2 separate regions of the Homo sapiens genome follow, and region 2 is linked to region 1. A link is a loop called in an ENCODE intact Hi-C map of the cell type or tissue named here. Cell type or tissue: GM12878. All regions are shown on one strand. Each heading gives the region's core, and the rest is flanking DNA. Links, peaks and the distances in the headings are about the cores only. Region 1 overlaps SGMS1 (sphingomyelin synthase 1). Region 2 overlaps SGMS1 (sphingomyelin synthase 1).

The links. A loop is a pair of places that touch in the nucleus more often than their neighbours do. Peaks named below come from ENCODE experiments on the same cell type or tissue, not always from the same donor. Only the 100,000 strongest peaks of a DNase experiment are listed, where the experiment ranks them.
Region 2: it touches region 1 in a loop (4-fold over the local background); 4 of 110 quality-filtered maps call a loop at or near these places.

What each region holds. Positions count from the first base shown.
Region 1 is chr10:50,506,949-50,509,869 of GRCh38, reverse strand. The region is part of intron 3 of SGMS1 (sphingomyelin synthase 1); the gene reads left to right. Among named protein-coding and RNA genes, the nearest start is that of SGMS1, 120 kb to the left of the region's middle. RefSeq lists an enhancer at 1,111-1,190. In GM12878, for the core only: no CTCF peak of the experiment used is centred there; a DNase peak (open chromatin) is centred at 1,329; H3K4me3 peaks cover 382 bases; H3K27ac peaks cover 1,658 bases.
Region 2 is chr10:50,455,371-50,458,291 of GRCh38, reverse strand. The region is part of intron 5 of SGMS1 (sphingomyelin synthase 1); the gene reads left to right. Among named protein-coding and RNA genes, the nearest start is that of SGMS1, 170 kb to the left of the region's middle. In GM12878, for the core only: no CTCF peak of the experiment used is centred there; a DNase peak (open chromatin) is centred at 1,421; H3K27ac peaks cover 2,152 bases.

The DNA of each region.
Region 1 (2,921 bases), core at 138-2,637:
AAATAAATAATTGATGATGCACTTTGGCTTAAATACCATCAAAGGATCATTTTGTTAGCTACTTGGATAAGGATTTGTTAAGTCATTAGTTATACAGAATGCCTCATTCAAATACAAAGGTGCAGCCCTTTCAGTACTCTGGCTTCTAATTGGGTGATGGAAATAGCTATTACTATAGAGGTGGATGCTCTAATGATCTTTGTTAAACAGAATGCTGCTGGAAGGTTAAAACAAAAGCTGCTGATTCTAGCGTTAGTGGAGATAGTGTTTAGTATACAATGTGCAGTCAAATTTCACTCTATCACCTCTCCTGATTCCTTTGCCATTAAAATATTCATCACTAGAGAAGAGTTGACTTTTCAGATCCGTTTTAATCTCAGCCATAACAAATGCACTGTGATATATATATGTGTATGTATATTTTCCTAGAATGGCTTATCAAATGTCTTACTGGAAAAACCAACATGTTTGATTTGGTGGGAGGAGGAATGGCTAATTTAATCACTCTCTAAAATACAATTCACAAATGTTTACAGCAAGAATTGGAGGGTTCTAACTGGAAATTTGAAGCTGTAGAGCTCTTAAACTGTGTTTCTTGATAATCAACATCCTTTATAAATCAAAGTAAAGATATGATTTTGAAAGAAGGCTTAAATTCCAAACTCTTGGCTGTGATTCGTGGGGTTGAAGGATATAACTTCTATCCTTTTGGGACAGATATCTCAACAATATGTATAAGATTACACAGTCTTTCCCCAACAGGAAATTTCTTGTTTATTTAAAACTGGGATTTACTAAATTGGTTTGAATTTAATGCTGTTCAGTAGTCAACTCAGTTGAGCAAGCACTTACCAATAATCATTAACTAGATGCCACATCTGTGATGAGGTGCTGAGTTTACACAGGCAAATGAGCCCCAAGCCCTGTTTTTAAGGAAATTACCATCCATCAGGGTGGACCAAACCATGTACAGCCAGCTAAACTTCAGCAACAGGGGAGATCTCTAAGGAGGAAGCTATTACATAGGAGATGACATTTGAATTCAGCCTTAATGTGTTAGCAGAATTTGGTCTAGTGTGGAAGACAGAAAGCCCAAGGTTTTATGGCAGAGGCTTAAGAACTTCACCGACAACTTCTTATATTCTCCTTAGGTCAGAGCCTGGTCCAAAAGGTATAGAGAATTGGCAGTTACCCACAAGTCTGCCCCAAAGAGGTTCTTTCCAACCACCTGCCACAGTGAGTCAAACAAACTCCGCTGTTGGAGATCCTTTACTTAAAGAGGTCTCCCTGCGGTCTAGACTAGTCACAGTGAAATCCCATCAGAAAGGGGGCCATAGTAATCTATTGCTGGCTTTTGGCTAATGACTGACATGACTTCCTTTTTGTCACTTGATATTTCACTGTCATACCAAGAGAGATGTTAACCGCAGTTAACTGATGAGAAACGTGAGCTGAAGCAGCTTGTGTCACTTGCCCTAGGATGCAGCTCTAGGATTCAGTCAATGTCTGACTGTGCTGGTTTTCCACTACAGCCCATGTGGCCTACTATGAGGACATGGAGACCCCATAAACTTATGGCCCCTGAGTCTCAGCCCTCAAGTGTGGTTAGCATGCCAAAATGGTAAATCTTTGAATACTCTTGGATTGTTTAGCTCTTTAAATGTTTGAGGTGCTCTTATATACATTATCATTTGATTTTTACTTTAAAAACAACTCACAGAATAAACGACTGTAGTTTTAAATAGAGCATTGTTGTCACACAGCACCTTTGGGGAGCCCATACATTGCTTGAGGTGGTCAAAGACTGGCTGAGTTGCTGGGGCCAGTAGTAGGGAGTGGGTACATCTTTAGCAGATCCCATGAATTGTCCCTCATGGGATCTGTTGTGGGGGATTAAATGGTTCTCTTCCTGTCTCCAACTAAGCTGAGGCTTACTGTAACCAGAGGAGCCACTGGCTTGGAACCCCTGGTTGGAACATAAGTTCTCTTGGGCATTGCCATTCCAGGGTATTAGGGTATTGGGGCCTGAGGCCCCTGAGGATAGCATGAAGCCATCTGGGGACTTCTCCATGAGAACTTCTTGTCACTAAGTGCGTGTAATTGCTGATTTAGTCTAGCCTGGCAGGCCCAGTGGTTCTGGTAAGTGGTGTTATTATACCAGGCTATTGGCTGGTAGTTGGCTAATTTGAGGAAAAAAAGAGGTGGTTGGATTCTATGGTAAATTCAGTTGGATGCAAGTGATAGGATTTGCCACAGGGATCATAAAAATCAGGGTGCTGTTCAGGGTGCACAGGTGAATTCCATGGCTCAGGCCTGATTTCACTCCACTGTAGGTACAGAGTGTGATCATGTGTGCAAAATTGTGCTTTCTGCCCCTCCAGAGTGTTTGATAAAGGAATGTCCAAGCCGCCTGTATTTTAGCCTGTTTCGCTCAGCTTGGGCTGGCCTGAGCCCAGGACCTTGGTGTTCCTGGGCTTCTGTCGCTCAGAAGAGCTGCATGGGAGCTCAGAGACAAAGGGGCTTGTTGTGTGAACTCAGATCAGTGGCAGCTGCAAGAAAGAAGAGATAAAGTCCTTCTGTTTTGCTTTTGCTCAACTCTAAATGGTACTTTAGGCTTTTTATAACATTGCAGTGTTCCTTAGGAAAGCTTGACTTGACACACTTATTCTCAGGGTTTTAGGGACCCTCTGTGAGGAATGGTTTGATCTGTCAGAAGGATGGCCTGACAGGGATAGAGCTTTTGGCCAGACCTAGCTACCAATGGGCTGTGTGATCTTGTGCCAGTTGCTTCCCCTCTCTGGGCCTATAAGCCTGGGGGAGTTTGGACTAGAGCAGCTGTGTGTTTCCCATTCGGTACCAGCATTCTGGGTGCATTTGGTACTAGAACAATGGGTTGTAATGGACATGCTTTGCAGGGGTTT
Region 2 (2,921 bases), core at 157-2,656, 52 kb after region 1:
ACCAGCAATGTTTCTAACAATTACATTGCCTTGCTGATTATACACAGTGATGACATTTAGATCATAAACATGTCTAAGAATTTTCTTATGTTTAGCATTCAAACAAGGGCCGTCCTAAACAGCTAAATAAGCCTCATCCTCACAGAAGCGAAAGCTTCTAGATGGGCTTGGTGTTGTTCATCAACGAGGTTTTATCAGGATAGTGGCAATTCTGGTGAATGACGGACTGAGCCCCTCTTGAGAACTGGATGTGTCTGCTTGGGCTGCATGCCATTTCCCACCCAGTGCTTACCATGCTGCTAGCAGCAATTAGGGTCGACTCACCTTAGCAGTTGCATGAGCAGCTGTTTCTTCCAAAGCAAGTTGGGACTGGAATTTGGCCATATAATCACACAGTTAAGGACAGCTCTGGCATTTATATATGAATCTCAGAATTTTAGGTACACCATTTCTTTTCCGTAAATAAAATTTCTTTCTGCTTTTAAGTGTCTTTTCCTGATTCTACATAGAAAATTTGATGAATATTTACAGCCATAAAAAAGAATGAAATCATGTCCTTTGCAGTAACATGGATGCACCTGGAGACCATTATTTTAAGCGAACTAATACAGGAACAGAAAACCAAAAAGCACACGTTCTCACTTATACGTGGTAGCTAAACATTGACTACATAAAGATGGGAACGATAGACAGTGGGGAATGCTTGAGAGAGAGGGTGGGGGAGGCATGGATTGGAAGACTAACTGTTGGGTACTGTGCTTACTACCTTGGTGATGGGATCCTTCGTACACCAAGCCTCAGCAACACACAACCTACCCGTGTAACAAACCTGCACATATATCTCCTGAACCTAAGATAAAAGTAGAAAAGAAGAAAAATGTAAAAAACATTTGCTTAAGTAAGAACAAAAAGGAAAAAAAGAAAATTTGGTAAATATTGAAAAGTTTAAACAACAAAATAAAGATTACCACTTAGATATAGCCATTGATAATATTTTGGTAAAGATGCTTCCAGTTTTTATTCCTATGAAGATGTATGCCTTTTTTAAAATGCAAACTTAAAATCTTAGTGTTTTATATCCATTTTTACTTAGCATAATTGCAACATTTTTCCTATGTGCTTAAATGTTCTTTTGCAACATACTTTTAGTGGCTATAAGTATTCCCTTTGGGTAATAGCGTCAGTGAATCCATTCTATTAGTGAACCTAATCCTCATTCAATTTAGTTAAAACCTCTCTAAAAAACAAGAACATAATTGCCACTAGTTTTCATAATGATATCCTAATGATGCTTTCAGATATGATGAGAAAATCCAGTTTCAGTCACTTCCCCTGTCACATCATGCAATGAACCTGACTTGAAGTTTCCCAGTACAAGCGCTGTGCATGACTGTAGCATGGGAAAATTCTCTTTTGACTGGGAAACTTTGAAAACCCATTTTTCTTTCTTTGAGGTGGCTTGTCTGTGACAAGTAACTTCAGTGTTTTCATACTTAGATGAAACTTCTCAAATCCTGATTTGCAGGTGATTTGGCTCTCCTAGTTGGCTTTACTACTTAACTAAACCTTTTTTCTTCTCCTAAATATTTCACATGGGCCAAACCCTGGGTCAGCAGCTACTACCTGAGGAAACCCCAGGTGTCATGAATGAGGTTGGAGAGACATGCATAATGTAGTATTAATGTGACTTTTCCTGAAACCAAAGAGTTCTGTGCTCCTAGGTATTAAAGTTATCAAACTGAGAAGTTGATTACAGCTGAAATGGGTGAACATGTAACAGAAGCACTCTACTCAGAAAAGGCTCCTGTGAAGCTAGGACTATGACTTATTATTACTTCTTGTTCTCTTAAAGACTATATTAAGTTAAATCACTATGATCCTCACCAAACCATTACTTTTCAGACATGGTTCCTTATTTCCCTTGGGATTCCATAGTGTCATGTGAGTAGGTAAGGGGTGAGGGAGGACAAAGCCTCCTTATTATCAATAATTGTCCTTATTGACAATAAGGAGGACCTCCTTATTGTCCCATCAACCAGCAGCTCTGCCTTTATATGTTTTATGTATTGAATTTCCACAAATTTTTGCTGAAAGAAAGGACTACTGCTTAAGGGAGTAAAGACTGTGAAAATCACTGGGGCATTGTAGATCCTATGGGTGGATGTAAAAGAGATGGAAAATGGACACCCAGACAGTATTACTTCCAAGTTTCCATTATGCTTGTAATTCTCCTGCAGTGACACAGTCCTTCTTGGGTTTGATATTTACCATAGGTCCTCTGGTTGGACTTCCCATAGATTAGCCTGCTTTTATGATAGTGGTTTCCATAGAGGCACCTCAGAAATGTTAGGGTTAGGAGAGATGAAAGAGTGATAGCCTTACAAGCATTGGTGGTAGAAAGTAACCTTCTAGTGATCAGAGCAGTGAGTGGTGGAAGGTATAACCTGTTAAAGGCCAACAGGAGACTGGTTTCTATATTCTCGTTCATGTGGATTACCCAGTAGGAAGATGCTCTTTCCATCAGAGTGATGTGGTGTATGAAATTCAGCCAGACAGTCTGTGAAATCTTCATTATCTATTTCTAGACTCATTTAAAACATTTTCGGTGGGCTCTCTTAAATTGAAGATTTATATTGGTGAATCACAGAACCAGCTACTCCGAATAAAAGATTTTAGTGGTTTTTGTTCCACAGCTCAGTTGACTGACTAGAGAATTTTCTCCAAAGATATTTTTAACCAGCAAAGAATGAGGAACTAACTAAAGAGTTTGCAATGGCTAATTTACAATTGGTGCCCAGAATCCTTAACCACAGTTAAAAATCTTAGCTTTATTTACCAGACAGTTGGTGCAGGGGTATCAATGTATGAAGACCTTAATGTTAATATACATTTAGTTATTCAGAGAATGAGCTTAGTCTTGA